Linked DNA regions of Homo sapiens: region 2 is linked to region 1. A link is an interaction called in ENCODE POLR2A ChIA-PET data of the cell type or tissue named here. Cell type or tissue: OCI-LY7. All regions are shown on one strand. Links, peaks and the distances in the headings refer to the core of each region. The heading gives the core; the rest is flanking DNA. Region 1 overlaps IGF2BP3 (insulin like growth factor 2 mRNA binding protein 3). Region 2 overlaps STK31 (serine/threonine kinase 31).

Region 1 (16,676 bases), core at 3,280-11,279:
TTTGTAGTATCTTTAAACTCCAGGTGAACTTGGTTGGTGAATAGAGCTTCTGTGAGGGCAATTTACTGTTTTATAGAATTGATTTCCTAAAAGATTTGCCATTAACTGAACTGTCTTCTGCTAACCATAACTTCTCCTTGATTATTAATGGACCCCTGTTACTCATTAAAACCTTTAAAATTACTTGAGAATGCCTGCTTCTAGTCCCAGTTCATTCGCAATAGGTGCTATCCAAATTGGTACCCAAATATTTTCTAAACAACATGAAGTGGAATCACATCTGAGGGGTAGGATCTGAGTGAAAAGTTGGATTAATAGAATTCTGGACCAAAAGCAGTACTTGTGGACTTAAGCAGTTTTTTAACTACAGCAGATATAAGAGAACATGGCTGGGATCAAAAAATGCCTTTATCTTGAATACACACTAGCTGAGACAGAGCAACAGTGGGTGTGGGGAAACCTTGGTTTGCCTTGTAGAACTACCTGCTCCACCCCACCAATAAATTTCAAAAGGAAAAAATTTCAAAGACATTTGTAACACTGATAATTTGTCCACCCATTGTTCAAAAGCAGCTGAACTTATTATGAAACACATGTCCATCATAGGAAACAAATGCTAATGGAGGGAGGGACTCCACTAGTCCGCTTTCTTCCATAGAACTCTGACCTTGTCCTAGCAGTGTGTTCAATATGCCACAATGAGTTGGTGTGGTAAGCATCTTTTTTTCCTCTGCTTGGTCTCCAAATAATTCATACATTTGGTTCTGCTCATTCAATTGTGTTTCTCCAGTACTCTTCCGGGGGAGCCTTACGAATAGAAGAGAAGGCCAGGCACGGTGGCTCACACCTGTAATCCCAGCACTTTGGGAGGCCATGGTGGGTGAATCACGAGGTCAAGAGATTGAGACCATCCTGGCCAACATGGTGAAACCCCGTCTCTACTAAAAATACAAAAATTAGCTGGGCATGGTGGCGTGCACCTGTAGTCCCAGCTACTCGGGAGGCTGAGGCAGGAGAATGGCTTGAACCTGGGAGGCGGAGGTGGCAGTAAGCCAAGATCATGCCACTGCACTCCAGCCTGGCGACAGAGCGAGACTCTGTCTCAAAAAAAAAAAAAAAAAAAAAAACAAGCAAAAATTAGCCTGGCATGGTGGTGCACGCCCATAATCCCAGCTACTTAGGAGGCTGAAACAGGAGAATTGCTTGAACCTGGGAGGCAGAGGTTACAGTGAGCCAAGATCATACCACTACACTCCAGCCTGGGAGACAGAGCGAGACTCTGTCTCAAAAAAAAACCAAGAAGAGAAATGTCTATTTTCCTGGCATTTTTTTTTTTTTGAAAACTATCTAAAGGCCAGTGTAATTCAGATTTGATATTTGTTTTCATTTTCTTCCTGATTCTAAAATTATATACTCCTTGTAGAAAACTTGAAAAGTGAAAAGAAAAAGTCTTTCTCCCAATGGCAACATTATTCCGTGACTAATAGTTCAGTTTAATGATTAGGCATTTTTCAACATCGTTGGGTCTTGCATGTATAATTTTATATCCTGTTTTAAACATTTTTAATTTTTTTAAAAATCGAACTATATTTGATGTCATAAAATTCACCTTTCTGAAGCATACAATTCAGTGGTTTTTAGTATAGTCTAAAGGTTTGGAAGTATCACCACTAATCTTAAGACATTTTAATTACTCCCAAAAGTAACCCTATAGCCATTAACAGTCACTTGCCCCTCCTATCTTCCAGTCTCCTCCCAGGCCCTAGAAACCACTAATCTACTTTCTGAGTCTCTAGCTTTGCCTATTGTGGACATTTAATATAAAAGGAATCATATATATGTGGCCTTTTATGTCTGGCTTCCTTCACTTAGCATAATATTTTCAAGGTGCAGCCAGATTTTAGTAGGTACTTCATTCCTTTTTATGGCTGGGTAATAATTATTGTGTGAATATACCACTTACTGTTTATCCATCCAGCAGCTGATGGACATTTAGGTTGTTTCCATTGAATGATGCTGCTCTGAACACTGGTGTACATGTTTTTGTGTAAACATAGATTTTCAGTTCTTTTGGGTGTATACCCAGGAATGGAATTGCTAGATCATATGGTAACTTTTTGAAGAACAACCAGACAGTTTTCCAAAGAGGCTGTACCATTTTACATTCCCACCAACGATGTCTGAGGGTTCCAGTTTCCCTATATCCTTTGCCTAAACACTTGTTATTATTTGTCTTTTCAATTATAGCCATCCTAGTGGGTGTGAAGCGATAAGTCACTTTAGTTTGATTTCTGTTACCCTACTGACTAATGATGTCGAGCATTGTTTCATGTGCTTATTAGTCATCTGTATATCTTCTTTGAGGAAATGTCTATTCACTTCCTCTGCATAAAAAAATGGGTTATTTGGCCTTTTAGTGTTGAGTTTTAAGAGTTCTTTGTATATGCTAGATGTAAGTCCCTTATCAGATATATGATTTGCAAATATTTTCTCCCATTATCTATGTCTTTGCACTTTCTTGATAGTGTTCTTTGAAGCACAAAGGTTTTATTTTTTTGTTCTTTTCTTTTTAGCACAGTTTTTTTTTTAAATTTTGTCATAAACATTATGTAATTGGACTCCTTAAGTTTATAATGGATGTTTTTTCTGTTCTATGTGTAACTGGTAATTTACTTAACCATTCCTCATGTTTAACCATTACCACAGTTGTGAACATATCTGTGGATGAATTTACACCCACATTCCTGCTGATTTCTTTAGTGACAATTGAACAGAAATAAAATTAGCAGGTCAAAGATTAGCAATCTTTCAAGGTTTTTTTATTTAGTTAGTTAATTTTGGTCTTTGAGACAGGTTTCGCTGTGTTGCCCACGCTGATCTTGGCTCATTGCAGCCTCCGCCTTCTGGGCCAAGCCAACCTCCTGCCTCAGCCTGTCGTGTAGCTGGGACTACAGGCATGCACCACCATTCCCAGGTAATTTTTTGTATTTTTTGTAGAGATGGGGTCTTGCCATGTTGCCCAAAATGGTCTTGAATTGCTGGACTCAAGCGATCCGCCTGCCTCGGGCCTCCCAAAGTGTTGGGATTATAGGTGTGAGCCACCGTGCCCAGCCTCAAGGCTTTTTCTTTCTTTCTTTCTTTTTTTTTTTTTTTTTTCTTTGGGAGATGGAGCCTTACTCTGTTGCCCAGGCTAAAGTGCAGTGGTGTGATCTTGGCTCACTGCAAGTTTTGCTTTCCCGGTTCAAGCCATTCTCCTGCCTCAGCCACCCGAGTAGCTGGGATTACAGGTGCCCGCCACCATGCCCGGCTAATTTTTGTATTTTTAGTAGAGATAGGGTCTCCAAACTCCGGACCTCAGGTGATCCGCCTGCCTTGGCCTCTCAAAGTGCTGGGATTACAGGCGTGAGCCACCGCGCCTGGCCTCAAGGCTTTTTTTAATTGCTAAATTTATTTTGAGAAATATCTCAAGTAACACTCCTCCCAGCAGAGTTTAAGACTTCTTCCAGTGATCCCTTGTTAGTGCTGTATGTTGATGTTAGCATCTGTTAGCTGTGATTCCTTTGCCCTTTTGCAAGTGGAGCTGCTGTGTTTTCCCAAAATTATTTGTGTATTTTAAAGTCAGTTTTACCAAATCATGTGTTTTCATGTAGTGTGGTATTCTTAACTGCACCTATTGATGGGATGTTGAGAACTGCTCATGCTAAATTCAATTCTATAGCATAAGTCGGTAGTGAGAGATTGAGTTTTCTTTTTTCCCTTTATTGAACTAGTTTAGGAATTTTATTATAAGGCCCCATAGAGCCAGAAGGATAACTGCTGCACACCTGAAGGACTAATTCTTGTAGGAAACATTCCTATCATTATTGACTTTGGAATCTACCTCTTCTCCTCCTCCAGTTGCTTTTATTCTTACTTTTAAACTAAGCTTTAAATAGGGGTAGTGGGTAAAATGCCAGCATCTGGGATGGTCTGCTACTGCTTTTGGAGACCATACAATCGTGGACATTTATCACCTCATTTAGAAAATTCACTTCTTATTCTGTGATTTTACCAGAATTATGTTTGGAGTTGTAATCAGGCTTTGTTCTGAACTGCTGTCTTTCCCTTTTTCTCTAGTAATTTATAGCTGTTTGGAGTGGTATTCCTGCCTTTCTGCTAAAGGAGTAAGCTAGTTACTAAAACTGGTGTTTGCTTCTAGGATTCTCTAGCCTTTGCATTTTGTTTTAGCGGCGAAAAGCCTAGAAGGGGGCCTGGGCAGTCAGTGCTGTCCTAGTTCTTTGCTTGACTCCCCCAGACTGTGTGGCATGTTGGGGGACCCTATGCCTGAAGGGGGTGGAATGAAAGAAAGATAGCAGATCAATAGCTGGGACTCCCACCTATTGAATTCCATGTGGCAGTTCCAAAGGTTTGCATTTACCAACACGGATGGATCACCAAGATGACAGATTGGGGTGGTGGGGGAGGGTAGCAAGATAAGGAATGTCATACTTAAGCAAGTTACTTAAAATCGACCTCAGTTTATTCATATATGAAATGGGGATAATTGCTACATTCTGAGGCATAAATAAGATGGATTATATAAAATGTTTAAAACAGTATTTGACACTCTAGTGTGAAAATTTAAAACTCAACAAATATTGCTCTTTGGGTATATATGTGAATATATGAGCATATACACATACCTTTTTAAAAATTGAGAAATTCACATAATATAAAATTGTTGCGGGAAGTCAGGGACCCTGAACGGGGGGACCGGCTGAAGCCTTGGCAGAAGAACATAAACTGTGAAGATTTCATGGACATTTATCACGGAACCTGCCGACATGTGATGTCTCCCCCAGACACCTAGCTTTAAAATTTCTCTCTTTTGTACTCTGTCCCTTTATTTCTCAGACCGGCCGACACTTAGGGAATATAGAAAAGAACCTATGTGAAATATCGGGGGTGAATTTCCCCCGATATCAAATCATTTTCTTTTTATACTTTTACTTATTTATCATCATCATCATCGTCACTATTGGAGACAGAGTCTCACTCTGTCACCCAGGGTGGAGTGCAGTGGCGTCATCATAGCTCACTGCATCCTCCTAACTCTGGGTTCAAGCAGTCCTACCACCCCAGCCTCCCGAGTAGCTGGGAGTACAGGCACTCACCACCACATCTGGCTAATTATTTTTATTTTTGTAGAGATGGGGTCTTTCCTATGTTGCCCAGGCTGGTCTCAAACTCTTGGCCTCAATTGATCCCTTGCTTCAAGTGATAACTTGGCCTCCCAAAGAGCTGGGATTATGGATTTGAGCCACCATGCCCAGCCTCTACTATACTATTTTTATATAAGGGACTTGAGCATCTGTGAATTTTGGTATCCAAGGTAGGGGGTTGCTGAAACCAATCCCTCACAGATACCGAGGGATGACTGTTTATATGTACCATGTTTTGTTTTATCCATTCATTAGTCAGAGGATGCTTGGGTTGCTTTCACCTTTCAATTATTGGCTATTTTGAATAATGCTCCCATGAACATGGGTGTAGAAGTACTTCTTTGAGTCCCTGTGTTCAGTTCTTTTGGACGTATACTCGGTTAGTGCATTTGTGTTGCTGTAAAGGAATACCTGAGGCTGGGTACCTTGTAAAGAAAATAGGTTTATTTGGCTCACAGTTCCTCAGGCTATACCAGCATGGCTCCAGCATCTGCTCAGCTTCTGGCAAGGCCCAGAAAGCATTTACTCATGGTGAAAGGTAGAGGGGAGTGGGCATGTCACATGGCATGAGAGGGAGCAAGAGAGAAAAGGAAGTTCCAGCCTCTTTTAAAACAACCAGATCTCATGTGAGCTCACAGAGCAATAAATCACTTGTTACCTCAAGGATGGCACCAAGCCATTTATGAAGGGTCTGCCCCCATGACCCTAACACCTCCCACCTGGCCCCATCCCCAACACTGGGGATCGCATTTCAGCATGAGATTCGAAGAAGACACAATGTTCAAACCATATCAATACCCAGAAGTGGAATTGCTGGATCATATGGTAGGTCTATTTTTAATTTTTTTTGAGGAACTGCTGTACTGTTTTTCATAGCAGCTGCACCATTTTATCCAGCAATGTATGAGGGTTTTGATTTTTCCACATCTGTGTCAACACTCATTATTTTCCTTTGTTTTTCTTTTTATGATGCCCCTTGAATCATATTTTCCTTCTTTTTAAAAAATTATGGCCATTCTAATGGAGGTGAAGTGGTATCTCCTTGTGGTTTTGATTTACATTTCCCTAATGACTAATGGTGCAGAGCGTCTTTTCGTGTGACACACACACTTCTAAAAACACCTGGAGAGACCCCACCAAAGCGACAGTGGTTTCTTCTAGGGGTTGGGGGAAGTCCCTGTTTTGAAAGCAGGTGGTTCAAAAACCACCTAACATTGAACTATTTTGAATGTTTTTATGAGCATTTCTGTGAGTAAAATGTAGCACAAGTTAATGCTGGCTAGTACCTTCTTCTGACTAAGATGTATAGAAGTATCGTATTTAGTACTTGGAACATGAGCAAGGGGATACATGGGAGTTAATAAAGCTCTTAACCTGCCTATGGACAGATTTGATTTTCTAGTGCAGGTAATGGCCGAGTAAGGATTGAACTGGTTTCCGTCGGTGTATTTATATTTTATTTAAATTGCATAGGGAAATGAGGCAACTTATTAGACCAAGTGATTAAGAGTATGGGCTCTGGAATCTGTGAGCTGGAGTTTGAATCATTTCTCCAGCATTTATCTGTCCAAGTTCTGACACTGTGAACTTTTCTGTGCTGCAGCTTGCCCATCTATAACATGGAATAATGTTGCCTCATGGGATTGTGTGGATTTGAGTTAAAGTAGATAAAGCATTTGGGACAATGCTGCTGCCAGAAAGCACTCAAATGTTAGCAGCCCTGATTCATGACTGAACGAAGGCTGGTGTGGTTGGAGAGAAGAGAATGGCCTTAAAGGATGAGTGGAACACGGCCTTCAGGGCACTTGTTAGGGATCTCTTAGAGTTTATAGTAGGGTGTGACTTGTTCTGCTCGGCTTTTAAAATCAGTCTAGTTCCGTATTATTCTAAGTGAAGTAACTCAGGAATGGAAAAACCAAACGTCGTATGCTCTCACTCATAAGTGGGAGTTAAGTTATGAGGATGTGAAGGCATAAGAATGATACAATGGACTTTGGGTACTCGGCGGAAAGGGTGGGAGGAGGGTGAGGTATAAAAGAGTACATGTTGGGTACAGTATACACTACCTGGGTGATGGGTGCACCAAAATCTCAGAAATCACCACTAAAGAACTTATTCACGTAAGCCAGACACAGTGGCTCACACCTGTAATCCCAGCACTTTGGGAGGCCAGGGGGGGCAGATCACGAGGTCAGGAGTTTGAGGCCAGCCTGGCCAACATAGTGAAACCCCATCTCTACTAAAAATACAAAAATCAGCCGGGGGTGGAGGCACGTGCCTGTAGTCCCAGCTACTTGGGAGGCTGAGGCAGAAGAATCGCTTGAACCCCGGGTGGCGGAGGTTGCGGTGAGCCAAGATCGTGCCACTGCACTCCAGCCTGGGTGACAGAGTGAGACTCCATCTCAAAAAAGAAAAAAAAAAAACTTATTCATGTAACCAAATACCACCTATTCTCCAAAAACCTATTGAAATAAAAAATAAATTAAAAATAAAAATCAGTCTAGCTCAGCATTGCCAAAGAGAAACATAACGTAAGCCCCTTAAGCTCTGGATTCGGTTTTTCCACTGTGACTTCAGTGTGGCTGGATTGTTGGACTGTTCTCTCTCAGAGAGTCCAGTGTGGCCGGATAACTTGGACTGTTCTCTCTCAGAGGCTCTGATCACATGACTCCTAGGAGTCCTAAAGCATCATCTCCTCCCCATGTTAGAGGATCTAACTTGTGAACATTGAAAGTGGCTAGAAAGTTGGGACGCTTTGCTCCGTGTGGTATGATGGAGGCTGAGCTTCCCTCTGGGGCTTTTCGATGATAAAGGGGATATGCAGCATGGTTTACAATCTTATTAATGGTCTGGTCTGTGGTGCTGGCTTTCTTAACTTGACAGTCATTTTCACACCAGTGTGAGGAATGGTTTGAGTGTTATCCAAGTAATTACGGTGCTAACATTTTAGAGAAATATACATTAAGGTGGATATTTCTTTATTTTGTTTTAGAATTATATATCAATATTTAACTGGAAATGATTATTTGGAACCTGCAATACAGATTGTTCTTCATTTTGTAATATAGCCATTTCTCACAAATAGATGTAAAAGAACAGTTCCTGAGATGATCTTGCCCATGACAGATAAGTAGTTCCTGTTTGTATAAACTGTGCTGAGCTGTTTGAAGGATGTTCCCTTCATCTCCATATCCCTAGCGCTAAGGGTGATTCTGTGGAGACTTTTTGCCTCTCTTGTTGCAATGAGTAGTAGTCAAGGTGACTCCTTTCTAGAAACCCCTCCCCAATGACTGACATTGGCTTTGGTGCTTGGAAGGGTGTGTGTGTGTGTGTGTGTGTGTTGGCAAGGTGTTTGTTGGGGCAAGTAAGCATTAAATATCCCGCTTTGCATTTTATTAATACTTTAATCTCACTGTGATTTTTGTAATGCTTGTTCCACTTCTATATCTTTTGTATAAATTCCTGACAAATACCTGTTTGCTTATATTATTATGGACTTTTAAAGACACCTAGAACTGGCTGGGCGCAGTGACTCACGCCTGTAATCCCAGCATTTTGGGAGGCCGAGGTGGGCACATCACTTGAGGTCAGGAGTTCGAGACCAGCCTGGCCAACATGGCAAAACTCTGTCTCTACTAAAAATACAAAAAATTAGCTGGGCGTGGTGGCACACGCCTGTAATCCCAGCTTCTCGGGAGGCTGAGGTGGTAGAATGGCTTGAGCCCAGGAAGTGGAGGTTGCAGTGAGCTGAGATCACACTGCTGCACACCAGCCTGGGTGACAGAGCAAGACTCTGTCTTAAAAAAAAAAAACAAAAAAACCAAAAAACCTAGAACTAGCTTCCTTTGCCCTGTAGAACAAAAAAATAGTGTGACTCCTTTTTAACCTTTTATTGTTCATCACAGATCCTGAGCAGTGAGTTCAAAGGTAAGACATGGCCCCTTCCCTTATGAGGTTTATGGGATAGTGCAGCTCTGTGTTAGAGCCACATTGAAGGAGTAACCCATTTCCAGAGAGATTTTCAGGATATATATTGGTACACAGACTATAATGCCCGACATTGTTGTTCCATCTTCTGAAACACATAAGGCAAATGTAACAGTCAAATAAAAAAGATTTGGAATCTAAGATCGTATGTATGATAAATTACCTGCCAGCTTAAGCATGGAAGTCAGTGTGACTCTGAAAACTAGATTACTGTGACACACCTGACAATCACATCACTATGGTTAATAATCACTAGTCTAGTGGGAAAATAAAGATCAGGAAAGAGATTATAAAGTGACATTGCTTTCATTTCCAAGAATGGGTATTAGGGAGATGACGAGAGAGGTACTTTACCCAGTTTTGAGGGCGTGACTAGAGCATAGGTGTGGGAAGTATGTTGGATATATGGAAGAGAGAAGTAGTACCAGGTAACTGACAACCTCTTATGCCATGTTGAAGTTTGGACAAGTTATACTGGCAATTTGAAACCACAGAAGGGTAGTAACTGCTGGCAGGAGGATATAGTCATGGAGTGTTAGGCTACAGGCAAGCATGCTAATCAGACTTGGTTCAGATAGCCCAGGAGTGATGGGACTTGAGCAGTGGGTATGCAGAATAAGCAGTCAGCAGAAGGCTTATCTGCAGAACATAAATTATCTACCTCACGCCCATAGTGGTATCAACTAAAATACAGCCAGTTTTGTGAGGGAGGTGGGGATATATCTGGTATGTGGCTGAGAAAATCTGATCACGTTGCAGGTCAAAGACAGTTTTTTAAACTGTCTTTATTGCAGTGATCTCTATATGTGTCAATAAACTAGGCTACTAGATTGAAGAGAAGCATGAAGAAACTTGTCATGATGGTGATAGTTTAGTGAGTGTATACATAATGTCAAAGTGAATCAAATTTCTTGCAGTTTATTCTGTATTTCAATGATACTGTTACTGAACCAAACTGGTTCTGTTTGTCCATGTGCAATGGAAAGCAAACACCAAAGCATAGGTTCTTTTGTAAAGAGAAAAGTTCGTGGTAAGACTGTCAAGCAAGGAGACAGTCAGGTTCAAATCTGTCTCCCCCAGCTGGGGGCTGGGACATATTTTATAGACAGAGGGTAATGAGGTATGATCTGATTGAATCTTACAATGATGTGATGCCAGGAGGTGTGATCTGACTGGATCATACCAGGAGGTGACACCAGGGCTCAATCTGATTGGATCATGGATCATGTCATGTGGTGTCCACTTCTTAATTTGGTCCTGTCTCGGTCCAGGCACTTAGGTTCTGCTTGTGGTTGCATGCGTGGTTCATCTGGACAGGCTCAGGTTACAGAACTTGCAACCTGGGGATCCATGGCAACTGAAGAACAAATCACCATTTTGTCACACAAAGCTGAACCAGACTAGGCCGGTTCTGTGGATGATGCTTGGCCAAAAGGCCAAGAAGTGATCAATAATACTTCAGAGTTTAAAAGGCAAAACTAGGCCATTACCTGGTAAAGTTGCTTTTAGTATTTTTTTAACAGCTTTATTGAGATATAATTCACATACTATGCAATTCACCATTTAAAGTGTACAATTATTTTTTTTTAAGTTTTTTTTTCTTTTTTTTTTGAGACAAAGTTTTGCTCTCGTGGCCCAGGCTGGAGTGCAATGGCGCCATCTCAGCTCACCACAACCTCTGCCTCCTGGGTTCAAGTGATTCTCCTGCCTCAGCGTCCCGAGTAGCTGGGATTACAGGCAAGCGCGACCACGCCCGGCTAATTTTGTATTTTTAGTAGGTGCGAGGTTTCTCCATGTTGGTCAGGCTGGTCTCAAACTCCTGACCTCAGGTGATCCGCCCGCTTTGGCCTTCCAAAGTGCTGGGATTACAGGTGTGAGCCACCGCGCCCGGCCTAGTATGTTAATAGATACGTGCAACCATCACCACATTTTTAGGACACCTTCATCACCTCAAAAAGAAACATTTAACTGTCACCCTCCACTTTCACTTTCCTCAGCCCATAGAAACCACTAATCTACTTTCTGTCTATCGTAGAGTTCCCTATTCTGGACATTTCATACAAACAAAAATCATATAATAAGTAGTTTTTTGTGACTGTTTTCATTTAGCATAATGCCTTCTTTTCTTTCTTTCTTTCTTTCTTTCTTTCTTTCTTTCTTTCTTTTTTTCTTTCTTTCTTTTCTTTCTCTCTCTCTTTCTCTCTTTCTGTCTTCGCTATACTAACAAGGTAACCATAATACTTTCAAGGTCTGTCTGTTGCAGCATGTATAAGTACCTCCCTTTTATGGTTGAATAATATTCCATTGTACAAATATACCACATTTTGTTTCCATTCATCAGTCAGTAAGCATTCATTCGGGTTGTTTCTACTTCAGACTATTATGAGTGATCTTAATTTTGTACCATTACATTCAGGAAGTGATAATCTTTGCATTTTTCATGTGATTCTTTCTGTACTGTTTATACATTTGAATGAACTTTGTTTTTTTGTTTTTTTTTGTTTTTAAATAGATGGAGTCTCTATCTGTTGCCCAGGCTGGAGTGCAGTGGTGCAATCTCAGCTCACTGCAACCTCTGCCTCCCGGGTTCAAGGATTCTTCTGCCTCAGCCTCCCGAGTAGCTGGGACTACAGGTGCGTGCCACCATGTCCAGCTAATTTTTGTATATTTAGTAGAGATGGGGTTTCACCATGTTGGCCCGGCTGGTCTCAAACTCCTGACCTCAAGTGATCCACCCACCTCGGCCACCCAAAGTGCTGGGATTACAGGCGTGAGCCACCGCGCCCAGCCGTGGATGAACTTTTTTTTTTTAAAAAGGCTGAACATTTGAGGGTTTCACGTCCTAAATACATAACGGGGGAATTCTAGAAAGACATTTTCTATGAGGCTTTACTTTGCATTTATACCCCTTCCTCCCTCCCCTGTCGTTGGAATTTAAACTTACCTAAGCATAGAGAAATGTTTCCTTTCTGGTTTAAGATTTTATTTAGGTATGGGAACTTGTGAAAGTGTTGGAAATATAGAGTGGAAAGCTTTTTGTTTTTTTTCGTGGTTTTTTTTTTGGCCTTTAAGACTGTTTAAAAGAAGTATTTGTGGCTGACATAGAATGATTAGCAGTACTGAGAGGGGACAAGAATCTAGGAGACAAAAACAGGTGCATAAGTAGCTTATGTGACAGGTAACAGGAACACTGTCTTATCTTCCTGTTTAATGCAGAATTAAGCAAAATGCGGCCGGACACTGTGGCTCACACTTATAATCCCAGCATTTGGGAAGGCTGAGGCAGGCAGATCACTTGAGCTCAGGAATTCGGGACTAGCCTGGCCAACATGGCAAAACTTTGTCTCTACTATAATACAAAAAGTAGCCAGGCGTGGTGGCACATGCATGTAATCCCAGCTACTCAGGAAGCTGAGGCACAAGAATGGCTTGAGCCTGGGAGGCGGAGGTTGCAGTGAGCCAAGATCATGTCACTGCACTCCAGTAAGACTCTGTCTTTAAAAAAAAAAAAAAAAAAAAAGCAAAATGTGAGAACTTACCAAGTGTAAGTTGTATTTATTCTTTGAGAGTTCAGTGGGCTGGAGTGGCATGATACCATTTGATAGGCCTTGATATAAAAGAGCATATTCAAATAATGGCCTGCCTTAAGATTGATGGGATTACTATAGTACAGTTCAAGTCATTTGGGGGTTGGAAATCCTTTTGAGATTTGGGAATCTTATTAGGCTATTGACAGCCCTTTCCCTATTCTGTTGTCATTACTTCCAAGCCTTGTACATGAAACTTTGAGTAAGACATCAAAGATCCACTGAAATCCATCTATGGGGCTATGTAAAATCTCCTAAGTTGTGTTGTTAAATTTTTTCCACAGCTAGGTACCAAGATTGATTCTGCACCTATTTCTTCTAAGGATTAGAGGGGTTTTTTTGCTTGTGGTTTTTTTTTTTTTTTCTTTTTTACTTTGTTTTAAAGCCATGCTTGTTGAAGTATTATTCACAGACAATAAAACTCACCATTTAAAAAAAGTGCACAGGATTGTAGTTTCTAGTTATCTTTCTAAAGACTTTACATGGCCAGGTGTGGTGGCTCACACCTGTAATCCCATCACTATGGGAGACCAAGGTGGGTGGATCACTTGAGGTCAGGAGTTCGAGACCAGCCTGGGCAACATGGTGAAACCCCGTCTCTACTAAAAATACGAAAATTAGCTGGGTGTAGTGGTGTGTGCCTGTAATCCCAGCTACTTGGGAGGCTGAGGCAGGAGAATCGCTTGAACCTGGGAGGCAGACGTTGCAGTGAGCCAAGATTGCACCATTGTACTCCAGCCTGGGTGATAGAGTGAGACTCTGTCTAAAAAAAAAAAAAGATTTACACGGAAGTTGACAACCAATAGCATTTATCTATTCTTAGGAATAGAATATTTAACTATACAGGCAATTTTGTTTTGAATATATGCAGTGAAAATTTTAATGTATATTTCTACTTGTGTGTGTGTGTGGTTTTATAACTTTAACATATTTGATGATCGGTGGCTAGTTCTCATCCTCATTGACTGACTATAGATTTTTGAAAGTGGTAACAGGTACATAGGTAATCAAAATATGGAGCTCGTTTGGTGAATCTTCATTTTCATTACATTTCCTGGACAGCTGTTCACAGATTGTGGTATAGGACGTTCCTTATTCCTTTGGCCCAGACAACTTTGTTGAGCCTCATGTCAGTGAACACATCTCCTTCATAACAAATTTCCAGATCTCTTTGAATGCCCAGGGGCAGTCTTCTTGAAGCCCACTCCATGGATACCCTTGTAAATGATGATGCATTCTCAGGTCATCACCTTGTTGGTGGCAGAGCGGCCCTTCTTGTCACAACCCTTCTTCGTAGAAGCCATTCTACCAGGCCTAACTTGGAAAGGAAGAGCATGAAAGGATTGTCCCCCGATTTTTTTTAAGTTAAAAAATTTACCTGTATCATTTGTATGTGTGTGTATATAAATATTTATCACTTTGGCACTGTAGCTTTTGAAGAACATTTGTTGCCTTGACATTATTGTAGGTTTAGTCGGTATTGTTTATAGATCACAGGTGTTTAACTTTTGTAGTGTTATCTCTAAGAGTAATAAAAGTTAAGGTGGCATAAGGTAATCTGTGTGGAGACTAATATACTTAATTACTGAACAAATTGCTTTTCAGAAGAATTAAGAAGGATGTTTATTTAATTAAACTTATTAAATTGGCAATTACTTCCTACTCCCTGAACCCCTCCTCTACCCCTGCCTCCATCCAAGTTGCTATAAAGCTCTACTATCAGTGTGGCTTTCATTTAAAAACTAAATTTTATTTTGAGACAGAATCTTGCTCTTTTGCCCAGGCTGGAGTGCAGTGGTGCAATCTCTGCTCACTGCCACCTCCACCTCCCAGGTTCAAGCAATTCTCCTGCCTCAGCCTCCTGGGTAGCTGGGATTACAGGCATGCGCCACCACTGCAGGCTAATGTTTGTATGTTTAGTAGGTATGGGGTTTCACCATGTTGGCCAGGCTGGTCTCAAACTCCTGACCTCTAGTGATCCACCTGCCTCGGCCTCCCAAAGTGCTGGATTACAGGAGTGAGCCACCGTGTCTGGTCCTAAAAGCTATATTTTAAATAACATATTAAACTGTCAACTACCTCCTAGTCCCTGAACCCCTCCGCTACCCCCACCTCCATCCAAGTTGCTGTAAAGCTCTATTATTATTAGTGTGGCTTTCATTTAAAAGCTAAATTTTAATGGTAGACATACTTTTCCTCCTGACTTCATTACTGAAGGTGGAATGAATTTGTTAGAATTCTGACTTAAGTATGAAGTAAAACATTTTTCGTATTGAAAAAATTTCATTTTTGTTTAGAAAATAAGTAGGTTGCCCACTGCACCGCCACCCCCCACCCCCCAACCTCCCGCTTTTTTTTTTTTTTTTTTTTTTTTGACACAAAGTCTCGCTCTGTTTCCCAGGCTGGAATGCAGTGGCGTGCTCTCAGCTCACTGCAATCTCCACCTCCCAGGTTCAAGTAATTCTCTTGCCTCGGCCTCCCAAGTAGCTGGTATTACAGGCACCCGCCACCACTCCCAGCTAATTTTGTTGTTTTTTCTTTTTTTTTTTAGATGGAGTCTTGCTCTGTTGCCCAGGCTAGACTGCAGTGGCACGATCTCAGCCCACTGCAACCTCCGCCTCCTGGGTTCAAGCAGTTCTCCTGCCTCAGCCTCCTGAGTAGCTGGGACTACAAGCGCGCACCACCGTGCCCAACTAATTTTTCTATTTTTAGTAGAGACGGGGCTTCACCATGTTGATGAGGCTGCTCTCGATCTCCTCACCTCGTGATCCACCTGCCTCGGCCTCCCAAAGTGCTGGGATTACAGGCGTGAGCCACCGCGCCCTGCGAATATTTTTGTATTTTTAATAGAGACAAGGTTTTGCCATGTTGGCCAGGCTGGTCTCGAACTCCTGACCTCAGGTGATACACCCGCCATGGCTTCCCAAAGTGCTGGGATTACAGGCATGAGCCACTGTGCCCGGCCACCCTTGTTTTTAATTTAAGGAATTATGTGTTGTATATTTTATCTTTGAATGGCAACGTGAGAGGTTTCTTAATTTTTGGCGTTTATAAAATGTGTCTGTGATCAACATCACATGGCAAATTCACCTATAAAACAGACAAGCACTTTTACAGAGTACTCTTCCTATAAGATATACCAGGATTTCCTCCTATGAAGTATTCACTTCACTCATGAAATATTTGAATGTCTTTTTGTGATTTAAGAATAGCTATAATCAGAGACAAAGATTAATGTGCTTCTGTGTGTATACCTCATGCAAAAGAAATTTACCAAATAAAAATTAAATTTACCTCATGCAAAGGAAATTTACCAAATAAAAATAAAGGGCATTTCACTCATAAATAGGTATTAACCTTATTTAAAAGAAAAACCAGGCCAGGTGCTGGGTCACGCCTGTAATCTCAGCACTTGGGGAGGCCCAGCTGGGATGATCCCTTGAATCTGGGAGTTTGAGACCAGCCTGGGCAACATACCGAGACCCTCATCTCTACGAAAAACTTAAAAATTAGCCAGGTGTGGTGGCATGCACCTGTAGTGCCAGCTACTCAGAAAGCTGGGGTGGGAGGGTTGCTTGAGCCCAGTGGTTGAGGCTACAGTGATCTATGGTCGTGCCACTGCACTCCAGCATAGGTGACAGTGAGACCCTGTCCCAAAACTAAAAACAGAAGCTCACCCCAGACAAACCTTGTTATATGTTTCAAACTGGAAACAGTAGACAAAAGCCTAAAATATACCACATAAGATAAACCTTCCTTTAGAAGAAATTGCTTAAGTTTAGTAGTAAATTACCATAAAATTTGTTTTCTATTTCCTGGCACCTGAAAAACATTTTCAAGGAACCGCCCTTTTAACTTTGCAGTTAGGCTAGGGCTAAGTGGCTCACGTCTGTAATCCTGG
Region 2 (16,676 bases), core at 5,362-13,361, 360 kb before region 1:
ATCCCAGCACTTTGGGAGGCAGAGGTGGGTGGATCACCTGAGGAGTTCGAAACCAGCCTGGCCAACATGGTGAAACCCCGTCTCTACTAAAAATACAAAAATTAGCCAGACATGGCGGCGGGTGCCTGTAATGCCAGCTATCAGGAGGCTGAGGCAGGAGAATCGCTTGAACCTGGGAAGCAGAGGTTGCAGTGAGCCGAGATCATGCCATTGGGGATATAAATAAGGCAAGTTTGAGTTTAAAAAAAAAAAGAAAAGAAAACACAAAAATTAGCCAGGAATGGGGCACATACCTATAGTCCGAGCTAGGCAGGAGACTGAAGTGAGTGGATTGCTTGAGTCCGGGAGGCAGAAGTTGCAGTGAGCAGAAATTACACCACTGCACTCCAGCCTAAGCAACAGAGCAAGATGTTGCAAGACTGTCTCAAAACAAACAAACAAACAAAACCAAAATACTCTGAATGAGATTTGGGGAGCTTCTGGGTTGATAAACACATCCATGACCTGGGAGGGTGGCACACTCAGAAAGGGCATGGAAGCTCTGTACCTCCTGCCCCAGTACCTTGCCTTATATATATCTTCCATTTATTTGGCTGTTTCTGAGTTATATCCTTAATAATAAAACTGTAAGTATAGCACTTCCGTGAGTTCTGTGAGTAGTTCTAGTGAATTATCTAACCTGAGGGAGGGTCATGGGAAACCCCGAATTTATAGTGGGGGGGTAGATATGCAAGTAGCCTGGGGACCCCATTTGTGGCTGGCATCTAAAGTAGAGGCAGCTTTATGGAACTGAGTCCTTAACTTGTAGGGTATATGCTAAGTACAGGTAATGTAGTGTCAGAATGGAGCTGAATTATTAGACACCCAGTTGGTGTCAGAGAATTGGAGGAACTAGTGCAGGAACAACAGATTTGGTGTTAAACACACATACACACACACACACACACACACACACACACACACTTATCAACCACACTGTATCCCTGGGGGGGAAAATTTCTGAACTAAAATCTGAGCAAATCTGGAGACGTGATTACCATAAAAGAAGACACACGTGGAGATCAAGAATCCAGTTAAGCAACACAAGGAAACACATTAAAGCAATTTAAGAGAAATATCAACCAAAATGCAATGTATGTGCCTAACTGGGATCCTGATTGGAGAAAACTACAATCAACATGCCTACAATCATGTGGCATTCATGACACAATATGGCAAATTTGAATACTGCCTGGATATAAATAATATTAAGGAATTATTGTTTACTTTTAAGTATGAATAGTATTATTATTACGGTTTTTTAAAGTCCTTTTCTATTAGTCATACATACTGAAGACTATGAAATAATATGAATGGGACTTCTTCTAAAATAATCCAGGAAGTGTAAATTTTTAAAAAGATTGGCCATGTGTTATAATTGTATAAACTGGGTGATGGGCACATGAGAATTAATTATTCAAGTCTCTCTCCTTTTAGAATGTTTGAAAATTGCCTTAGTTGAAAAGTTTTTAGAACATAAAGGGAAATGTAAATGAGAAATTATTAAATTTGCAAACATCCAATGAAATCCAAAGATGATTAGTCTGGAGTATATGAAAAAAAATTCACCTATAAACAAATACAGGGATTAGCAAAGGAGAGAATGAGGTGGGGAAGGAAAGGAAAGTGACAGAAAAATAAATAGCAGCAGATGAGTACACAGATTTCCCAGTTGGACACTCTTCACCTTAAGCCACTGAACATACCTGCAGCTCCTGGGCAATCTGCTCTACTTTCAATTCTAACGCCTTATAACTTTCAAGAAGAGCGTCCTTCTCTGTTTTAAGTTTTTCATTTTCTTCAATCAGTTTCTGGTCCTGCTTAATTTTTTCCAGGCTGACGTTAGACCCTAAATTAAAGTCACCAACAGCCAAACTTTCCCTATAAAAACAAATTCATTTATTTTGACAAACAAACTGTATAAGGCTGACACAGAAAACAAATCTAAGTTATCTTGGTCCTTTTATGCCACAATATATCTGAAAGTTAATTTTGAAAACTAAAATATTTACCTAGTTCATAATATTAAAAAATAATTTAATGCAAACAAGATTTTATAACTGAAGTCGTAATTCAATAATGCCTCTAATTCTCAAAAAAAAATATTCCAACTTCTTCATAGCACTATCAACTACAGAGAACAAAGTAAAAAGCATTTCTGTATTAGTTTTTTTCCAGTCCCTCCTGTGATCCCCCCCCCGTGATCCCCCCGTCCTGTGATCCCCTGTGATCCCCCCGTCCACCGCCTCCCACCCCCATTTGACAGTTTAGCTCCTAAAGCACTGATGAGATCCCATCAAACAGCTATGTCATCCAAGATACAGCATCATGGCTTGGACCATGATATAGAAGACTGTTTTGATACATATAAATATCAAATCTGGATTTCTGCTTCAAGTTGATAATTTAAAATTATCTAAAAAGTAAAGTATTCGGAATAATCAAACTCCATCACAAGTTTTCACAAGAAGAAGAAAGAGCCTCACTTTTATTAAAAAAGTAAAGGCAATTTCCTGAAACTCTTTAAAATATTCCTAAAGCCATAGGAAGAACTTCAAATCTTATCTGAAATTCTGACTTTGCCTGAATAATTCAGATTTAGGAGCAGATTTTTATTTTTGATAAGTGTATTCCAAATAGTTGGCATGAAAAGTTGGTATGTAAACTTTAAAATAATTCAGGAGTTATTTTTCTTTCAAAATAGCTTTTAATGAAAATATCCCTGCTAAAGCAGAGAGGAATACATTTGAGAAAAACAGAAATATCAGCATCAGCCCTTAAAATCACTGACACAGTAAAGGATTCCAAAAGCATAAGCCTTAACTTCTATTCTACTATGACAGGGACCTCTACCATCAATTAGAAATTAGTGAAGACTAAATTCTTACTTTGGAAATGTTATAAGATTGCCTGCATCATTTTCATCCTTCAAGTCAAGAGTCATTTTCTCACTTAAGTGCCCCTTGGGCCTGCTGAAGGTTGACTGGTTTGATCTATGCCCCCACAAAGGAATGGGGCTTTTGAGGTTCCTGAGAACAAGTTGACCAGGATCCAATTTTTTTTCCTCACAGATGTCAGTTCTGGAAGCAAGTCTGCATTTCTCTGCAAATCCTTTCTTAAGCACCTCTTCCCCTATATCCACACTGCCATACTCAGCCTGAGCAATAACTGTTCCATCTTCAGAGGTTGCTTTAATTCTCATTTTTATTTCCTTTTCAAAAATCAAGCTCCCCAAAAAGGTTGTGCCCTAAGAAAGAAGAAAACATAAACCAGCTACACCAACATGTTTCTCTTCCCTTATTTTGTTCCTACCCATTTTTTCCAAGCATCATATTTCTTCATTCTAAAATCTCTATATTACTTTGCTGTTGGCTATAATATGCAAATATGCATCTCCACGTATATGAATGTATTCCAATTACACACTTGCTAAAATCAAGTAGAGCTAAATACTTGTACAGGCAGCCACCTTTATAAATCTAAAAATGTATACTAAGTAAATATCCTAGAATAGTTTTTTTTAACCCAGCAGATTACATTGATTACTTTGGCCCCAACTAAATATAATGGTCTCCTGAAAAGCAATAGCGCATAAAAATGAATCTCTGATATCTAGAAAAGGTACTCGATTTTACAAAACTTTGAAAGTTTTAGAGGCAGAGTCAGGAACTCTGGTTTTAAAGTAAGACGAGCAGAAGCAAAAAAAGCCACAAACCGAAAGCACAAAATACGAACAAATTCTTTAAAAATCAACAAACTGAAATTATAAAATGTGAGGTGTCACAAATACATATTCAAAACTTTGTTTTTCTTCTTTTTTGAGACAGAATCTCACTCTGTCGCACAGGCTGGAGTGCAGTGGCACAATCTCGGCTCATTGCAACCTCTGCCTCCCCGGTTCAAGCGATTCTCCTGCCTCAGCCTCCCCAGTAACCGGGACTACTGGCACACACCACCACACCTGCCTAATTTTTCTATTTTTAGTAGAGATGGGGTTTCACCGTGTCAGTTGAGCTGGTCTCAAACTCCTAACCTCAAGTGATCCGCCCACCTCGGCCTCCCAAAGTGCTGGGATTACAGGGGTGAGCCACCTCGCCTGGCCTTCTACATTCAAAACTCTCTTAAATAGACTTTTGCTTAAGAGGGCTACAACTGTACAACTGGCATATGAGAAATTAGGTGCTTGCTAACTTTGAGCTACTGAATATCTATCAATAGAACTAAGCAAAGATACACCTAAAACATATTTGGGATTGGAACATATTGAGACTTAATTTTAATAAGAACTTATCTACTCCTCCATAAAACTGTAATTACTAAAATTACTTTGACACAATCTAACTGCTCTTCCCAAATTTCTCTAGGTTATTTTCCTGAATTTCACCCTGTGCGTACTATAAAGGAAATTAAAAGTAAGTATTCTTTTTCGGAATATATAAAGCATAAACTTAAAACACAAAATGGGTAGGTACAGCTCAAATTTACTGGTTCACAACTTCCTTGAAATAGGGACATCATCTGATGAAACGTATCTCTCTTAGAAGGTGGAGCTGTATTTTTAGCTACATTCCCACTCTATAAATACAAAAAACAATATAGTTTATGCAAACAAAGCAAACCGAACAGGACATCATACCCGTAATAATCAGACAAACAAGAGTGTAAAAACACACTAAAAACCACAAAATACAAACCGGTCACATTTTTAAAAGAAATAGGGGGTGTGGGGAAGTCAAGGTCCAAGAAACTAAATAACATTTTTAAGAACTATTTTCTCTTCAACTACACAGTAGTATAGAGGGTAAAATTGAGACCGATGTAGGAATTCTTAACCTTTTTGTGGCCATGGGGCTCCTTTATCAGTCAGGTGAAATCTTTGGACTTTTTCTCAGAATGTTTTTAAATGTATGAAATACATAGGATTACAAAAAAAATTATTTCATTGGGACACATTTTTTTTTTATTTTTTTATTTTTTGAATGGAGTCTGGCTTTGTCGCCCAGGTGGGAGTGCAGTGGCGCTATCTCGGCTCACTGCAAGCTCCATCTCCCAGGTTCACACCATTCTCCTGCCTCAGCCTCCCAAGTAGCTGGGACTACAGGCACCCACCACCATGACCAGCTAATTTTTTGTATTTTGTAGTAGAGATGGGGTTTCACCATGTTAGCCAGGATGGTCTCGATCTCCTGACCTCGTGATCCGCCCACCTCAGTCTCCCAAAGAGCTGGGATTACAGGCGTGAGACACCGCACCCAGCTGACACATTTATTTTAACAACAGGTTGAGGATACCTGGGCCTACAAGGATGCATCTGAAGGGGCAGAGAAGGAGACTCAAACTACATATGCTCAAGAATCACCAACTATCACTACCCAAAAAAAAAAAAAAAAAGAATTTTTTAGATGGGGTCTTGCTATGTTTGCTCAAGCTGGTCTTGAACTCCTGGGCCCAAGCAATCCTCCCACTTCAGCCTCCTAAGTAGCTGTGATTACAGGCACACACCCTGTGCCTAGCTGAAAAAATAATTTTTTAAATCCACAAAACACGAAAATACTTTAGGTTAACAAACACACAGGTTTTATAAATTTTTCAAGGCATAAAATTCCTATAATACTTTAGGTTAACAAAAACACAGGTTTTATAAATTTTCCAAGGCATAAAATTCAGAAATACACACATTATATCAAGAGGTTTGAATTCACCAAGAATTCAATATATTATATCAATATATTATATCAATTATATCAGTATAAATAACAAATACAGTCCAGAAGTTATCACCAATCAAATGGGATCAAGCAGGCAAAGCTAACAACCTCAAAATATAACTAACTGAAATATATGTTAGGATTTTAATCAATTAGATGTAGTTTTCCAGTTAACCTCTTTCACATAAAAACCCTTGCTTTCAACTCTTATTATCAAAAGTCTATCTAAAATTCAAGAACAACTTCTGCCCCTAGGAAGTCTTTGAAAATTATTGCTGGTATATGTGGAATTATTAATATTTCAAGAAACCCTGTCTTTGGGCAATACGTGAATTCAAATGGAAATAACCTATTGTCTACAAAAGTTTCAATTACCTAAAGCTGAATGTTCTAAAGGTCCATTACTCCTTGCATAGAATTTTTATGCAGAAATCTAATTTTAGATTTCTCTCTGAATTCAAATTCATTTTAGTTACAGTCACCAATCACAATTAGTATGAAGTGGTTCAAACAGATTCTCCCTGAATCATATATAATCATAAACACAGAACCCTGAACTTGAAATAAAATCTGAGTCTTCCTCAGTTCCAACTAACAAAAAGAATGACAGAGTATATGATACATGGGTGTTTTAATACTATACCAAAAATATGTATGTTTTCTCTTTATATATAATACATATAAACATTTAATTTTTATCATAAGAAATATATTTTCCACTAACCCTTATGAGCTGGAGATATATACCTGCACTTAAAAAATATATTTAGGCATTTAAAAGGTATAAAACTTAACTTTTATCTTTTTTTTTTCAGACAGGGTCTCACAGCCTTGACCCCTCAAGCTCAAGCAATCCTCCCACCTCAGCCTCCTGAGTAGCGGGGACTACAGGCATGCGCCACCATGCCCAGCTAATTTTTTTGTATTTTTTATACAGACAGGGTTTTCCCATGTTGCCCAAGCTGGTCTCAAACTCCTGGACTCAAGCCATCCACCCACTTCAGCCTCCGAAAGTGCTGGGCTTACAGGCATGAGCCACCGCACTGGACAAAACTTAACTTTTTAAAATAAATCTGGTCACTGGTTTAGAACATAAGGCTTTCAATCATTAAAAAAGATGAATGTCACTTTTTAGAAATATATTTCATTCTGTTTTCCAAACTGGTAAGCTTCATTCAGAAACAAGAAAGGATCACTTGCTTTCTACTTTATTCCTCTGAATTCTGCCTGTATATATTAGAAAACAAGCTAAAAGGCCTTTAAATTGTTAAACACAAATTCCAAGCTCTAGCTCTCATTCCCTTACCCTACATATAATTTTTAAAGTCAGGCATGTAGGACTAGTAATGTAATATTCTCTCGATCTTCAGCAAACTACCATTCTGAGCATCAATTCTGACTGTGCTGCAGCATAGCGTGAAAGTGTTAGTTAAAAAAATGTGAAGGAATTTCAGTGCCCAGGACACCTTCTGGAAAAGGGGAAGGAAGGAGGTATTTGTGTTGTTACTGAATCCCTGCTGTTCATCTATTTATTCAAATGTTAGATAAACTAATGCTCATCTAACACCTACCTGGCAGGGAAATTAGGCACAGAAAAGTGAATACTTATCTCTACCAAACTCACTAAGCTTGTAGGGGAGGAAAAAATTACAACTTTATAGGCTTTATATACGGAGTGACTAAAACACCACAGAGGACCGGGTAAGTGGGTATTAGCAAAGACTTCATATAGAAGATTAGAGTTGAGCTTTGGGCTGAGAATTAATAACTAAACACGGACTTTCTAAGCAGAGCTATTCAAGAATAGCTCATTTTTTTCCAGAAAACATTGTGTGCCAATTAGCTTAACTCTAATCAATGATCTTTTTACTGAACTAAGCATCCAAATACAAATGTTTAGCCGGGTGGCTCATGCCTGTAATCCCAGCACTTTGGAAGGCAGAGACAGGGGGATCTCTTGAAGTCAGGAGTTCAAGACCAGCCTGGCCAACATGGTGAAACCCCACCTCTACTAAAAATACAAAAATTAGCCATGCGTGGTGGCGGGTGCCTGTAATTCCAGCTATCAGGAGACTGAGGCAGGAGAATCGCTTGAACCCAAGAGGCGGAGGTTGCAGTGAGCCGAGATCATGCCATTGCACTCCAGCCTGGGCAACAGAGCAAGACTTCAACCCCCAACCAAAAAAAAAAAAAAAAAATATATATATATATATATATATAAATGTTTATATACAGTACCATATATAAAGAATCTTTGAAACATACAAAAACATTCTCAGCTGCAGTTTATTAATTCAGTTCTAAAATTAACTTTTTTTAATGTCTTTTTCCCCCTTGATTCATGTGTGTTTCAATCAACACAAATCTGTGCATTTTACTATGAAAAGAACAACAGACTTGAGTTCTAGGCCTAGCTCTTCCCTAGTTAGCTTCACGACTTGAAGTCATTTAATTATTCTAGACTACAATTTCCCTATATGTAAAACAAAGTGAGAGCAGATAATATTCTAAGGTCCGTAAACAAGATTTTAGAGTTTTATGCATGCAAGAAATCCAAAACAAGCCTCCCCAACCTTGGTCAAAGCATTTATATTAAAGAAGAAAGTAACAAACTTTAGATTTTAAACCAGAAACTTGGGGTGTAATTTTATAATATCTATATTTCATGTTTATGAAAGCCTGAGTTTCATGTACAGAAATGTTTTTTATAAGTAACTACATAGCAGACAAAACTATACCCAACACACCTACAAGATTCTCAAAGAAAAATAGAGGCAATTTTAATTAATTTCTTTATAATGCTTACAATGATTAAACTGTTTTCCACATGAGCTACTTGAGCTGCTATTATAAATAAGAATTACAAATCTGATTACTTTCCAATGTAATATCTCTCACCAGCATTACCATTTACCAAAAGAATCATCTTTGTATAACAGATTTTAAAAGAGGTAGAATTCCTGTAAGACTACCCCTGAAATTATCGAACGTCTTCCAGAATTAGGTTACCAACCCAAAATTCAATGGAAAGTAATATAAACTAGAATCCACATAAGCAAAACATCCACTGCCAATTATTACATCAAACAGTATGAGCCTCTGCCAAAATAATACAATCTGATTAATTATAACCCCATTAATTTCAAATTTGTGGTATTTATGGCCAGGACTAGGTAAAGATCACTTTTATTTAATAAATACTTTCCCAAAACAATTATAGAAATAACTGTATTCATTATTTTCTCCATCATATAAGAGACTATCCTTGGCTGGGCGCAGTGGCTCATGCTTGTAATCCCAGCACTTTGGAAGGCCAAGGTGGGTGGATCACCTGGGGTCAGGAGTTCGAGACCAGCCTGGCCAACATGGTAAAACCCCAACTCTACCAAAAATACAAAAATTAGCTGGACATGGTGGCACAGGCCTGTAATCCAGCTATTCGGGAGGCTGAGGCAGAAGAATTGCTTGAACCTGGGAGGCAGAGGTTGCAGTGAGCCGAGATCACGCTACTGCACTCCAGCCTGGGCAACAGAGTCAGACTCTGTCTCAAAAAAAAAAAAAAAAACAAAAAGAGACTATCCTTTTAAACATTTACATCAGAAGGAAACTATTTACATATATTATATATGTGTATGTCATTCTTATCTGTTCAATGTTTACCTAGCAAAGATGAGCATAAATATATAATTGCTTTCTAATTATAATTCCTATTTTTCACTAATTTATACAGACTTTTATATTAAAGTAAGATTTAACTATACCTACATTTTGTTTCAAGCACATAGTTTTACTTTCATTAGCAAAAATATTTAAAATACGTGACTTGCCTGATCAAACTGGGTAACTTCTTGATCAGAAGGAATGTGTAGTCCCCAAAGTTTATACTTTTTGGCAACACTAGAAAACTGCAGCTCCAAAGGAATTTCAACTATATCAGATCGATTTAGAATTTCAGTATTTCCATAGTCAATGTACCTCACCAGACACTGGAAAAAATAAGAGACAAATACGAATACTGACCCCAGATTAAATGTTTCCAAAGAAACCACCAATTTGCTGCTCTCTGTTAATGACCTGTATATCAAAATAGCATTCTTACCTCAAAATGACAAAATACATTCAGAAACAGATTTCTAATATCTTCAAAATAAAAAAAAAATCCACAGTCCATGAAATTACAGTGATTTCTTTACTTGTTACTAGTTAAATTCCAACAGTACCATTTCTCATTAGGGTGCTTTTTGTTTTTAGACAATTGATATTTTAAATAAACATCAGCCTATGAAGCTTACAGCCCTCTCCTGTTTCTCCTAATGTTAAAATCAATCAACATTCAATTCAATTTCAAGTTGGAAAGAATAAAATCTGAAAAGAAAGGCAAAGTTATCAAACTTCCTTTGACACAATTAAACTCACTCCAGGTAGACCATGTAAACTAATCAGATTCACCACCCTTACCTCCAGCTCTACATCTGTTTAAAAAGTAAAAAAGAAAAATAGTTATTACAAGGTCAAACATCATGCTGCCCTTTAATTTAAAAAATTAAAGCCAACTGAAAAACATATGTAAAATATCATCTCCAGTTGTCAAATTATGGGAGAAAGGTCAATTAGAAAGTTCCATTCCACTAAAATAAACCATTTTCTATGACAGCAAAAAATGAAATTTTTTTAAACCAAGCTATTCAGAATATTAATCAAATTGTCACATCTTAGCATCTTATCACACCAAAGAAAATATTTCTGAAACATACATATTTTTAACTTTTTCTCTTTTATCCTGAACCACTTTCCCTGGTTCAGTAAAAACATACATATTATAATTTAAGTACAGAAAGGAGGTGTAGAAAAAACACCAAAGGAAATCTTACAGAGGTGCTTTCACCCAGCCTGCAATATGCAACTGTCACCAAACAGCTATTCAGAATTCTGTCTCCCTAAATCCTCTTAAAAATCCTCCACAAATTCACAATGTCAAAAAAAAAAAAAAAAAAAAAAAAAAAAGCTTAACACAAAGAAAACTCACCACATTTAACCCAGGCATAAGAAAGTGGCAAGCCAATCATTATTATTAACAATATTCACATCAACTAAATAAAAGATATACCTAACTTCAGAAGAATCAATCAAAATGTTCTTCTCCTACTTATAAAGCTTAATAAAATGAACATTTAAAAGTTACTCAAGAACCAAATATAATTATTAAGATCTGAGGCAGGCTGGGCACAGTGGCTCACTCCTGTAATCCCAGCACTTTCGGAGGCTGAGGCGGACGGATCACCTGAGGTCAGAAGTTCGACCAGCCTGACAAACATGGTGAAACCCCGTCTCTACTAAAAATACAAAAATTAGCCAGTGTGTTGGTGGGCGCCTGTAATCCCAGCTACTTGGGAGGCTGAGGCAGGAGAATAGCTTGAACCTAGGAGGCAGAGTTTGCAGTGAGCCAAGATCGTACCACTGCACTCCAGCCTGGGCGACACAGAAAGACTCCATCTCAAAAAAAAAAAAAAAAAAAAAAAAGAACTGAGGTAAAAATAACTAGTCACCAAAAATAACCTACATATTATATAATCTATTCTTGAATAATCTGAGGTGATTATAAAACAACATGTTTTTTAGCAATTAATTTCTTCTGTGTTTTAATCACTGAACCAGGTATCAGTACTACGAATAAGCAATGAAGGGCTAAATAAGCATCAAATTTTTGAACCACAATAAATATTTCTTAAAGCAAAAAAAAACTGAACACTTAATTTCCTGCCTTTTCAACGCTGATGATTTTCAGTACTTTGCATCTGTACCAACACTGATCTTCAGAAAATAATCCACCATAAATCTACAAAGAGAAAAGAAAGCAAAATTACTTGGCATTTAAAGCATGGTGAACAGATCAGAATAAAGGTTAGCATTTAAGCTCTTCCTATATGTCAATAAGTACTTTATATATAACTCATTTAATTCTCACAATCCTATCAGGCAGGTACTTTGTTTATGCCACTATGTATCCAAAGACATAAACTAGTAAACTGCAGAACCAAGATTCAAACTTCTGACTTCAGAGTTCATTATGCTATTCTGCATCTCCAAAATGAGGAGGGAGGGGTATAAAAAGCAAAAAAAAAAATTTTTTAAGGCACAAGCATCAAACACTTAAAATCACACTATTATAATATCTGAGGCGATAATTGGTACAATTTTTTTTAACATAAACATGGCAAGTACATGCCACGTAAGTCTAACTCTCAACTATAGTGGAATTCATATTTCCTACCAAGCAAGAAAGATTTCATACTTTTTACTTTACGTATAAGGACATTAGTCCTATTAAGTAGATAAAACTAAATTAGATAATATCTTTAATACTGTACTTTATTTTATATCTCAATTGAATGATGTTTAATAAAAGAATAAAGAGAAAATTTATGTACTTTCAATCATTTTCTTTTCTTTTTTTTTTTTTGAGACAGGGTCTCATTCTGTCGCCAGGCCTGGAGTGCAGTGCAGCAGTCATGGCTCTCTGCTGACTCAACCTCTCCAAGCTCAAGTGATCCTCCCACCTCAGTCCCCACGGTAGCTGGGAACATGGGCACGCACCACCACGCCTGGGCTAAGTTTTGTATTTTTTTTTTTTTTTTTTTTTTTTTTTTGTAGAGGCAAGGTCTCACCATGTTGCCCAGGCTGGCTTTCATTTTCTCGAACTTCAAAGTAGCCTTAGCACTACTGGCACTTGGGACCAGATGAGTCTGTGTTGAGTGGCAGAGTGGGGCTGTCCTCTGTCCTGTGCATTGTAAGATATTTACCAACATCCCTTCTGGCCTCTAGACACTAGATGCCAGTAGCACCACTTCCAGTTGTGACAAGCAAAAACGTCTCCAAACACTGTCAAATGTCTCCTGAAGGTGTCTATGATTTAGATGGATATCATTTGGATATCATCCACCAAATCTCATGTTAAAATCTGATTCCCAATGTTGGAGGGGGGCCTGGTAGGAGGTGATTGGATAGTAGAGGCAGATCCCTAAAAACGGCTTGGTGCCATTCTCGTGGAAGTGAATGAGTTTTCACTCATAGTTCCTAAGAGAACTGGTTGTTGAAAAGAGCCTGGCACCTCTTCCTCCCTTTGCTTCCTCTCTCACCATGTAATCTACAGACACTGGCTCCTCTTCACCTTCTAATATTTGTGGAAGCACCCTGAGTCCCTTGTTAGAGTTGTATAAAAAGCAAAAAGACTTTTTTTAGAAGACACAGGCATCAAACACTTAAAATCATACTATTTTAATGTCTGAAGACATAATTGGTATAATTTTTTTAAAACATAAACATGCGAAGTACATGCCACTTAAGTCTAACTCTCAACTATACTATGTTGGAGTTATGCTTTTTGTACAGCCTACAGAACCATGAGCCAAATAAACCTCTTTTCTTTATAAATTACCCAGTCTCAGGTATTTCTTTACAGTAACAAAAATGAAGTAAGCCATGATTGGATTGGGAAGGATACAAAAATCACTGCAGGCTGATAACTACTTTTTTTGAGATAAGGTTTTACTCTGTTGTCCAGGCTGGAGTGCAGTGGCATGATCATAGCTCACTGTAGCCTCAAACTTCTGGGCTCACACAATCCTCCCGCTTCAGCCTCCCAAATATCTGGGGTTACAGGCACACATACCATACCTAGCTTTTTTTTTTTTTTTTTTTTTTTTTGTAGAAACAGGGTCTCACTATGTTGCCCAAGACTGGTTTTGAACTCCTGGCCTCAACCAATCCTCCTGCCTCGGCCTCCCAAAGTGCTGGGATTACGGGCATGAGCCCCCATGCCTGGCCTTAACAGCTTTAAATCATACATTCTCAACTGGGGCAATATCCCTAAGGGGAATAAAAGTGGTCCTTATGGAGAGTTGGAAATCTTAAACACTACAATGGTCTGTAGCCCTCCAAAGTTCAACCCTACTGATAACATAGTTATTATATACTGTATATCTGTAGTATTAAAATATCTGAAGGGGAGAAGGCCCATTAGGCCATTAGGGAGAAAACAGGTCTAAAAATGCTCCTTAGGAGGGAATAATGAGAAAAATGGCTGAAGAATACTGCTTTAAGTTATGGATTATAAAATTAATTTCAATGTATCACTCTGAACTAGGACAAATCCACAGATTTATTTTATGAAACCTAAACACCAAACCTATTCACCAAAACAATAAAGAACACATAAATTCAGACAAACAAATAAATAAATAACAATTCAAAAGCTACAAAGGATAAGTGTATTCAATTCATAATTAACTCCGGTTTCTTCAGCTAACATTAAACAACTAAAGGGCAAGAGAGAGCAGTAATAGTACGGTACTCTCTCTCAACCCTGGTAAGAAGACAGGGGTAAGTAGCAAAAATAGCTGACAATCAACAGTCCTAACCAATTTCAATCCCTGCAAAAGACTGCATCATCTTTAATTAAGGCTTTGTAATAACATCACAATATGATTAATAATTTGGTATAAGGTAAGCGACAGATATGCAATGGTTTATTGCAAACCAGGTGAGGCAGGGCTGGGAACACTTGTGTCCAAGAATAGAGCTGGTACTGTAATGCCTAACCTTGTTTTTACTCTAACTCGCTACTTTAAATTTTGTCCTGTTTGTCTCTTTAATCACCTAGCCTTGCTTCTCAAGTAAGACTCTCTCTAGCTGGGAAAGCCGGACAAACTCCAATTGACCCCTTAATTTACAAGACACTAAGGGCTCCTTACCCAACCTCCTTCCGCAAGGAGTTGACCTGTGTAAGCAGATCCTCAGCATTTCAAAGGAGCCCAATTAACTGATAAGGTACTGGCACAAACAATGTATGAAGTTCCCAGGATTTTTTTCAAAGAGATAACAACATAAAGCCTTGAGTTCCTGTCCGGCATAGCATTTATATCTAATTATAATGAAGGATTTAGAGCCCTGCACCTGGTACCTTGCTTTTTGTAACCATTTGTCTTTTAAATTGTTTATCTCTCTGTAACCATTTGCTTCTTTTGATTCTTGCATGTTTTTACTTCTGTAGAATTACTGCATTTGAGTTCCCCTCCCCTTCCTAAACCAAGGTATGAAAGTTAATCAAGCCCCTTCCTCCGGGCCGAGAGAATTTTGAGCATTAGCCGTCTCTTTGGCCGCCAGCTTAAATAAAGGACTCTTAATTCGTCTCAGAGTGTGGCGTTTCTCTAACTCGCCTAGGTATAACAGTACTCAACAAAGTGAAGAATCTGAAGTTCGTGGCTCTGTTAGTGTAATACAACCACCAAAACATGTAAATCTATCCCAGATAGACTTATCTGTTCTCATGACATAGTGAAAACTATATATTCACTCTCATTGTGCCTGGGCCCAATCTTCTCCTCCCACAACTCCACTATTCATAGCCTATGACCCTTCTACATGGTGGCAGAGGGAGAGAACCATTTAGATCACTAAGGAAAACTGACAAAGTATAATCCATTTATGAACAATCAGAAGTAGCTGATTAATCACTTAATTACTGACACTTGTTTAAATTTTTGATAAGGTAATTAATTTTATATTCAATAGAAGAAAAGGAGTATGTCTTAATTTATAACAATATTAAACACAGTCATAGGTCAGGCACAGTGGCTCACACCTGTAATCCCCCCATAAAAAAAATTTTAAAAATTGAGGAATGAGTTGGCTCCAATGATGGGTCTCAGATGGGCTAATTTTTATAGACATAGTCTCTGAAAGAAATCTGTCAAGGAATCATATAGAGACACTTATCTGCATGCTCATTCTCCATTAATATAGAAAGGAGAATTGGCATTAGACTGTTTCAGCAAATAAAAGTAAAATCAAGATTTATAAAGAAAAGAGGAGAGAGAGGTTCCAAGATGGCCGAATAGGAACAGCTCCAGTCTGAAGCTCCCAGTGTGAGCGACGCAGAAGACGGGTGATTTCTGCATTTCCAACTGAGGTACCGGGTTCATCTCACTGGGGCTTGTCAGACAGTGGGTGCAGCCCACGGAGCAGGGCAGGTATCGCCTCACCCAGGAAGTGCAAGGGGTCAGAGAATTCCCTTTCCTAGCAAAGGGAAGCCATGACAGATGGTACCGGGAAATTCGGGACACTCTCACCCTAATACTGCACTTTTCCAATAGCCTTAGCCAACAGCACACGAGGAGATTATATCCCACGCCTGGCTCCGAGGGTCCCATGCCCACGGAGCCTCGCTCACTGCTAGCACAGCAGTCTCAGATGAACTGCAAGGCGGCGGCGAGGCTGGGGGAGGGGCGTCCGCCACTGCTGAGGCTTGAGTAGGTAAACAAAGCCACCGGGAAGCTTGAACTGGGTGGGGCCCACCACAGCTCAAGGAGGCCTGCCTGCCTCTGTAGACTCCACCTCTGGAGGCAGGGCATAGCTGAACAAAAGGCAGCAGAAACTTCTGCAGACTTAAACGTCCCTGTCTGACAGCTTTGAAGAGAGTAGTGGTTCTCCCAGCATAGACTTTGAGATCTGAGAACAGACAGACTGTATCCTCAAGTGGGTCCCTGACCCCCGAGTAGCCTAACTGGGAGGCACCCCCCAGTAGGGGCAGACTGACACCTCATACAGCCGGGTGCCCCTCTGAGACGAAGCTTCCAGAAGAACGATCAGGCAGCAACATCTGCCATTCCGCAATATTTGCTGTTCTGCAGCCTCCGCTGGTGATACCCAGGCAAACAGGGTCTGGAGTGGACCTCCAGCAAACTCCAACAGACCTGCAGCTGAGGACGTGAAGGTCCTGACTGTTAGAAGGAAAACTAACAAACAGAAAGGACATCCACACCAAAACCCCATCTGTACGTCACCATCATCAAAGACAAAAAGTAGATAAAACCACAAAGATGGGGAGAGACCAAAGCAGAAAAGCCGAAAATTCTAAAAATCAGAGCGCCT

What was found. Peaks named below come from ENCODE experiments on the same cell type or tissue, not always from the same donor. Only the 100,000 strongest peaks of a DNase experiment are listed, where the experiment ranks them.
Region 2: POLR2A ChIA-PET joins it to region 1 with 6 read pairs; 2 of 35 experiments call an interaction of 5 or more read pairs at or near these places.

The regions. Positions count from the first base shown.
Region 1 is chr7:23,363,021-23,379,696 of GRCh38, reverse strand. All of the region lies in intron 3 of IGF2BP3 (insulin like growth factor 2 mRNA binding protein 3), which reads left to right. Among named protein-coding and RNA genes, the nearest start is that of SNORD65C, 25 kb to the left of the region's middle. In OCI-LY7, for the core only: a CTCF peak has its summit at 10,102; DNase peaks (open chromatin) are centred at 5,816, 6,326, 10,346, 11,146 and 2 weaker places; H3K4me3 peaks cover 4,611 bases; H3K27ac peaks cover 6,205 bases.
Region 2 is chr7:23,722,148-23,738,823 of GRCh38, reverse strand. STK31 (serine/threonine kinase 31) reads right to left here. Exons shown (of 24, transcript NM_031414.5): 5 at 11,509-11,583; 6 at 9,575-9,733; 7 at 2,928-3,286; 8 at 1,746-1,920. Among named protein-coding and RNA genes, the nearest start is that of STK31, 20 kb to the right of the region's middle. RefSeq lists enhancers at 14,233-14,760, 14,761-15,288. In OCI-LY7, for the core only: no CTCF peak of the experiment used is centred there; no DNase peak of the experiment used is centred there.